Linked DNA regions of Homo sapiens: region 1 is linked to region 2. Evidence: chromatin contacts called from ENCODE Hi-C data. All regions are on one chromosome and are shown on one strand. The core of a region is the stretch at or near the end of the contact, and the rest is flanking DNA. Distances in the headings are between cores, read along the strand shown.

Region 1 (3,670 bases), core at 194-2,693, 76 kb after region 2:
TCACCAAATAAGTAAAGATATATTTTTTTCTGAATTCTTGTCTTTGTGGTAATGTCTTTCTTCTAGTTTTTCACATAACCAGCAACTTGGCCTTGGAAAATCCCTGGGAACCAGTCCTTTGTCCTCGTGTCTCCTTAGCTGTTACTTCTTTGTGTTTTAGTCTTTAGCATTATAGAGGGAAAAAAATCATACCAGTTTTTAATCACTTATAGATAATCTATTTTTCTTTTTGCTTTTATTTCTAATTTGATTTGTTTTCTTGTTTTAAACACTTGTACAATTTTACATTTGTTCTTGCAATTCAATAAAGGGCCAGGGTATTTTTAGACATGAGTCTAATTTTATTAACATTACCTGTTACATGGCAAATCTTCTGTATATAAGTATATATTGTCTTGCACCTCAGGAAAGTTTATTTCTTTTTATGTCTTTATTATTTTAGTTTTAGGTTTTTTTTCTTCCTTTGGAAAACCTGTAACACTTTAGTTCAGTCTTCTTCGTTATCTTCTGCATCTTGTATCTTTCCTTTTATTATTTTGGTGTCTTTGCCTTTTCCTATGCTTTCTGGAAGAGCAACTCACTTTCTTCCTGAATATCCTTGATTTAGTTTTTATGTAAATTTTGTTCTTTCTTGCCTCCAGTTCAGGTTTTAATTAGACCCTTCCATTTCCTTCTTAGTTTATCTGATTCCCTTGCCTCCTGCGCTTATCCTTCCCTGCGGCATTCTATTTCTGTTTCAAAAGGCCAAGTAATTTTATAAATCATTAAATATGTCTGATAAATTTCTAAAAAGGTGTTTTGATATCTGGAGTGAATCAGAGTGATGCATTTCCTTTGGGCTTTCAGAATGATTTTTCTTCTTACTCATTTTATAGCTTAAAAAAATTGTTGGGTCTTACTGCGTTTCTTAATTTTTCCTAAAACAGAGAGCTATATAGGGCTGGTGTTCTACAGACAAGGCCTGTCCTGTCTTGTCTACTCACCTGGTATCCCCCGCACAGTACATGGCCTGACACATAGTAGGCACACAACGATTATCCATTGAATGAATGATTGGCTAGGGAAAGCAATTCAACTAGTTTTCATCTTAGACATATGTTTTAAAAACCTTGTATAACAGAATCAAAATAAAGAAAGGGAGTTTTATTGCTTGGGTTGGAAGGAATTTATCCCTCAGCTGATGGCTCAGTGAACACAGCAAACCGGGTGAGCTTTCACCATCATCTTGCTCAGATGTATTTTTCTATACTTTCCCCTGCCAGTTGCCAAGAGACATTAATGAATCTTACAAAAGTCTGGACCATATATATCTTCAGAAGTGTCTGCCCTGCTCAGCCTGTGGACAATTATTCAAGTCATTGGAGATAGCTGGCCCAGTCAGGAAGGCCGTCTTCCTCACAACCAAGGCTTGGGTTTGACACCTTGTACATCCTGCATAAACAAACTCTGTTTGATTCAGGCCCCAAGGCAGACACAAAACAAGCGTTACCCACAAAGTGCAGCTGGGAGGAAGCTTGTCTGTTATCTGGGAGGAGGACAGAAGCTCAAGCTACGCACAAAACTTGCTTGGCTCATTTTATTAGATAACCCCTGCCCCCCGCCCCCCGCCCCACTTCCTGACTCTCTCTCTCTCTCTCTCTCTCTCTCTCTGTCTCACACACACACACACACACACACACACACACACACACACACACACACATTCCTCATCTGAGCCCAGCCCAGGAAGGTCCAGAAGGAGGCATACACATGCCTAGTGGGCCTTGTATTGTAGTGACCATTACAAAGAAATGTTTTAAAGGAAAGTAAAGGATTTTGCAGAATCCCATTTGCAGGGAAAGACCTGTTCTGTGCTGGCACCTGCTCCTATGTTTCTTCTAGCCACATTTGAAGGAGTCTCTAGAGCCCATGAAGAAGGCACATCCGATGTGTGGGAGGAATCAGAGTGCAAGAGGATGCAGAGGTCTGGGAGGAGCCTCCAGAGGGAAAAGCAACCTGCATCCTAGCTCCACAGATGCGCAGTCTCCCCTGCCCCAAATCCTGGAGCTGGCTTGGCATTTTGTCTGATGAATAACGCAGGGTTCTCCAAAATAGTTTTGCTCTAAAGATCGATTTCCTCAGATATCAAAACAGAAACCATGAGCAGCCCTCTCTCCAACTAAAGATAAGACATTTCAGAATACGAGAGGGCACACGACCCCCAAGACTGAAAGAGAGAGACTTGTTGATGCCACATGGGAGTATACTTCATTTGGCAATTATCCTCTCCCATTTTTACCCTCAATGGATCTGGAAATGGAGTCTGCAGACACTCTGGCTGATTTCCTAATGGGATCAAAGGAGTAATCCTGCAGAGCTCCCTGTGGACGCCACAGCAGGAGCGGGAGGGTCTCCTGGCAATGTTTGTAACACCTCCTTTGGATGTTGATTCTGCCCTAAGGTGCATGATGTTCTGCAGTGGAAATGGGTTGGCTCCCAGTTCTGCTCAGACTTTCAGACATTAATCTCTCAGACAGTTCAGAAGCTACAGTCAAGTCAGAATGGGAGGGAATGTGTCTGGGTGCCAGGTCCAGCCGTTAGGGCCCTTCTCAGCATGACTCCACACTTCCTTCTGGCCTTAACTCCCAATGTTCCTTTATACATCGCCTTAAACTACAGTAAAACTCAGCAGCTAAGCACAACCTTACTTTTCAACTTCCGTTTTGAGTAGGGTGGAGAGACACCTTCACTTGTTGTCTTGGCCTAGAATACCCTCTACCTCTTCCCTGCCCACACATCAAAATATTTTCTTTCCACCATTACAAACTTTAGTAAATAGCCTGGGTTTTCCCAGAACAGTCTAACCTGCATACAGATAAGGGCTTGTTTTCCTCATTATTGGTTTCCTTTGGGAAAGGCTTAATACAGAATTTTAAATTCTGTTCTGCTCATATTTTACACGCAGTGGTGTGTCCATCCTTGTCATTTTCACCCTCTCAATACAAACCTTATGTACTTAGAGACTTAATTAATAGCAAGCTACATCTAAAAATAAGAGAAATTAAAGCTCAATATTAGAAGACTTTAGGAATAAGATGACCCTTTTAATAGCATATTGCTGAGCTTTTACTAAACACCTATTATTGTGTTATTATTTGTGTTATTTTTCTAGGTAGGATTCATAAAAATGCTGTTATCTGTCCTGACAAGAGCAGAGGGAAGAGTGTATGTTTGAACCATCTTTATATTAACAGCACAATAAAATTCACGGCTTATAGTTTCCAAAATATTGCCATGCTCATTCTATGAACTGATTCCATAAACAAGTCTGTTGCTACCTACTTCCTCATACCTCTAGCTCCACCGCTGGCTCTTCCCCTCCTTTCCTAGGCCAGGCCCATTTCTCTCCAACTGTTCTTACAGTTGTGACCTCCTTCCCCAACTCCATCCATTTTCTCATTGCAGCCAGGGTGACTTCCCAACATGCAATAACTCTGTCTCCTGTATGGCCCGCCTCGTGTTAATACAGCTCTCTACTACAATACAGTGAATCAGTTTTTTCTGTGCGGCAGGCAGGAAGAACCTGTTGGGCAATTACAGTGCCAGGTACACAGTTGGTGCTTAATATATACTTATTGAACAAAAGGGTGCATGAATTAATATATAAATATGTCAAAAATAGCTTCCTGGC
Region 2 (3,791 bases), core at 997-3,496:
GACTAATCTTGGAGAAGGAAATTGTTAGTGATTACCCACCGTAAAGCTTTGAACTGGATGACTTCTGAAGTTCTATACTTCTCTAAACACCATGGACACGGGTTTCTCATAAGGCCTTATACTCTTCTCTACTTTTGACTAACAATGGGTAAAAGCCATGATTAGAAATTGGACTGAAAATACAGTGGCTTAACACTTTAAAAAGAAAGATCTAGGGCTCACAGAAGACCAACCAATGATCTGAGTCATGTGGCAAAGAGCACGTAGGGCAGGGTTTGGGTTAGGTATACCGTAGCATTATTAGCACAGTTCACAAACTCTTCTTCCTTTGGGACACTAGTGGCCCCAGGAGGGAATGCAATTTACCTCCGAGAGAGTGACTAACTGGACAAATAAACAAGAGAAGAAAAAAGTGAAGACATTGAAACAAAAAAATTGGCTTATCTGATTTATAAAATAATCTGCTAGAGGGTGGCTGATGTCTTCACAAAGCCTTTCACTTGCATGAACTCCGGGCTGCTGTTGGGAGGAGCATGTTCAAGGGCTCCCTGGCTACTATATCTTTTGACTCTTTGGGAGAGAGAAGAGGCAAGGGCTTCAAATCAGCCTAGAGTTTGAGACTGAGCTATTTGAAATAGTGAGAGGAAAGAACAGTAGCTGTCCTGAACATGCAGAAAGTCTTGACTGATCAGTATCTGCAGGGCAGATTTTCAATCCTTTTAATCCCTTTGAGATGGATTCCACAGGCTCTACTGGGTAGTGGATCCAAGATGGCTGTGTGATCCTGGACAAGCCTCATCTGTAAAATGGCAGCAATACCTGCCCTATCTAACTCATAGAGTGGCTGTCAGACTCAGAGAAGACAACAAGTGAATGCTTGGGGACCTGACCAGTTGTAATGGCACAAGTGGGAAAATGCTTCCCATTCTCGTTCTTTTTCTCTCTCATTCACTTATGTCCCCATATCTGTAGTCAGGCATTTGTGGTATAAATAGCTTGGTTAGGAGTAGAGTGGGTAGCCATGAGCAGGGTGTGGAAGTTAAAATGGCACCTTTGCCAATTCCAGCCAAGCCTATGGCCAACAGCCAGGCCTGGCCTCTTCCACTTGACACTGGCCTGCTGGTGAGACTCACAAGACCTCCTTGCTTTGTAAACATCATCCAAAATTCTTCCATCAGTTGACATCACCATCTAGTGGGGTCTTCTCTCATGGGAACTTCTGCTCAGAGAGCGAATTGCTATGAGTCAGTAGGAATGACTAACAGAGATTCCAGAGAGAAGACACTGCCAGTTCATGGCCTCTTAAAGAAATGAATACATCAGTTAAAAGGCTCTTGTCTGCTGTCTATGACTTTCAGAACAACTTCTCCCAGTTGTCTGACATTGAGAGTAATGGAACCCTTGGGAGAAGTATCAACGTAATTAACAAACTTAGACATAATGATCCCTGATACTTTTAACAAAACATAAAATAACCAAGAAATGTCTACCACTTTATAAGTTCACATTGGAAACACACCTGATATAAATAATGAGTCAGAACAGTGGTTTCACTATTAAAAGTCAGCAGGTTTCATTATTAAAAGTCAGCCAAGAAAACGTGAAAACTTACAGGCTGAAAGAATAATTAAAGGCGATCACTATAGATTTTAAGCATTATTAGTTCTCAAAACTTCTGACTGGCTGATGATGAAGACAAATTCATTCTAATTGTCCTTGATAATTTCATGCTTTTAAAATCTCATGGCAAGACCAACTTGGGAGCCATAGTCCTCAACAGTGGGCATGGTCAGAATGATGGCTGGTAAGAGCAGAGCCCTAATCCATGACAGAATCTGTTAGCCTGCATGGATACAAGTGGGATGATGACTAATGAAGCCACTATTTAGCATTGTATCTAGGATTTCCTTGCCATCTGTAAACCGTGACCCCTCCCTTCAGGCAGTTTTTTAACCTGAGGTGGTTACCTGTTTTTGTTTGCTGTCCTACACTCCTGGCCCCTTGATAGAATTCAACTCTTCTTTGATAACGATTCAGTCTTCCCCTGTTCAAGTGATCAATGTGGGGCTGACCCCACCTCAGCTTCAGAGATGAGCATGTGACCCTGCCTGGCCAATGAGAATACCATATCTCTCTGACCATAGTGATTGGTTAAGGGATGAACATGTGGCCCACAGCTGACCAATCAGAGCTACTGAGACTCAGTTCTATGGTTTCAATGGAAACCACTGAAAAAGAGAAACTCTCTTTTGGCTAGAGTTGCTGTGAGGATGGAATGGGGAACCTGGACAGCTCCAGCAATCTTACTGCAGAAGGTGCTTCTGGGTGGATCCCAGGCAGAGGAATCAGAGGCAAAACATGGAGGGAGTGAACTCCTGAAATCACTTGGGTTCTGAATCCAGCCAAGCCCGAAACCAGCCCTGCCCTGGGCTTTTCAGGTACTTGAGCCAATGCATTCTCTTTTCCTCTTCATCAAGGTTTGTTTAGAGTTTGCATCCCACGTGACTGAACAGAATGGACATTGCTCTTAGCAAGGGACAGTAACCATGAGTCCAAGTCCTGAAACAGAGATGGGGTCCCCTTCCTCCCTTCTCACTGGTTTCCTTCCTCCTGAGTGGGGTCTATCTGAGCCTGGCATTTCCTTCGTGACAGTTTCATTTGCTCCTGGACGGTTCCCTTGCTCACCATCAGCCCTCGGGCCAGCTCTAACACTCAGTTTGTCCAGATAATGTTAGGAACCTGTAAAGAGGAACTCTATGTTGTTCAACTTTTTCTCTCATTAGCACACTGTTTTTCTGTCCCGGGTGATGCAGGCTGAATGCAAAGCAGCAAGATGTGCTGGTTTGAATTCCGTGGCCTTCCTTCATCAGCCTGAGTGTTTGTGTACACACAGCTGGGCTGCAACGTCAGTTTCTGTCTGATGGCTCAGAGCCACAATTTTACCCTGTTATTGATGCCCATTATGTCATTTTAGAAAATGTAGGGATGTGGCTGTCCAACTTATCTGAATATCTGTATATAAATAAATAAATGTACATTTAAATCCATCCTAACTTTGACGTGATCTGAGGGAAAAATGAGGTCTTTGTGTTTTCCCATAGAAATAAGAAGAAAGTAGGTTAATAAACCATCAGTATCACAAGCAATAATGCAACACATGAAATATCATTTGCAAATTATTTTTGCAATTACAATGTTGGTTTTCCATGAAGAGTTGTAGCAGCTGCCTCCTCTCTCAAATAACATATTCACCTGTGGACAGATGGGGAATTGCTAAGATCCCAGCTTATGTTTGTGAAAAGAGAAGCACCACAGTTTAGTGAGCAAGGAGGTTACTAAGCTTGGTGTGCACTCAAAGGCCATGTCTGCACTGTGTGTGATGAAGTGGAGGCTTTGGATACCCATCAGCAAGTTTTATGTTAATAAAATATTTTTTCTTCTATCAAATGCTAAGACCAAAAAGTTTGTCATCTGAATGTAATCGCGTAATTGTCTTGACTCTCAGCTCCATTTTGTGCTCAGAAGAAAGCAGTTGTGTCACGAAATGGAAAGATGAGGTCTAGGTTCAGTAGACCAGTATTGGCATTCTGGGAAAAATAAGACCCCAAAGATAACTTTTTACCATGATTTCACAGACAAATAGGACCTGAGATTTTCTTTTTATGGAGCAAGAAAGCAATGCTTATGAGGACCAGATCTGGGTCTAGTACTACCAAAGAGACTGCAGAGACTTGTGGAGGCATGTGATGGTGTTTCTGAACAATGTTTTTAAATTGTATATGTTTTGTAAC

What was found. A loop is a pair of places that touch in the nucleus more often than their neighbours do. Pooled maps may share reads with other maps.
Region 1: a map of endothelial cell of umbilical vein shows a loop between it and region 2 (2.1-fold over the local background). The contact joins the enhancer-like site here to the promoter of LINC02930 in region 2. A Hi-C loop is called at or near these places in 1 of 168 maps with a recorded cell type or tissue (endothelial cell of umbilical vein) and 1 of 50 pooled maps.

What each region holds. Positions count from the first base shown.
Region 1 is chr10:120,682,953-120,686,622 of GRCh38, forward strand. All of the region lies in intron 2 of LINC02930 (long intergenic non-protein coding RNA 2930), which reads left to right. Among named protein-coding and RNA genes, the nearest start is that of LINC02930, 76 kb to the left of the region's middle. Within about 2 kb of position 1,444, at least 2 of the 41 ENCODE cell types and tissues checked have a DNase peak (open chromatin) inside an H3K27ac peak, as active enhancers do; they include endothelial cell of umbilical vein, where a contact is called at or near this core.
Region 2 is chr10:120,606,336-120,610,126 of GRCh38, forward strand. LINC02930 (long intergenic non-protein coding RNA 2930) reads left to right here and starts at 2,247. Exons shown (of 5, transcript XR_002957103.2): 1 at 2,247-2,438.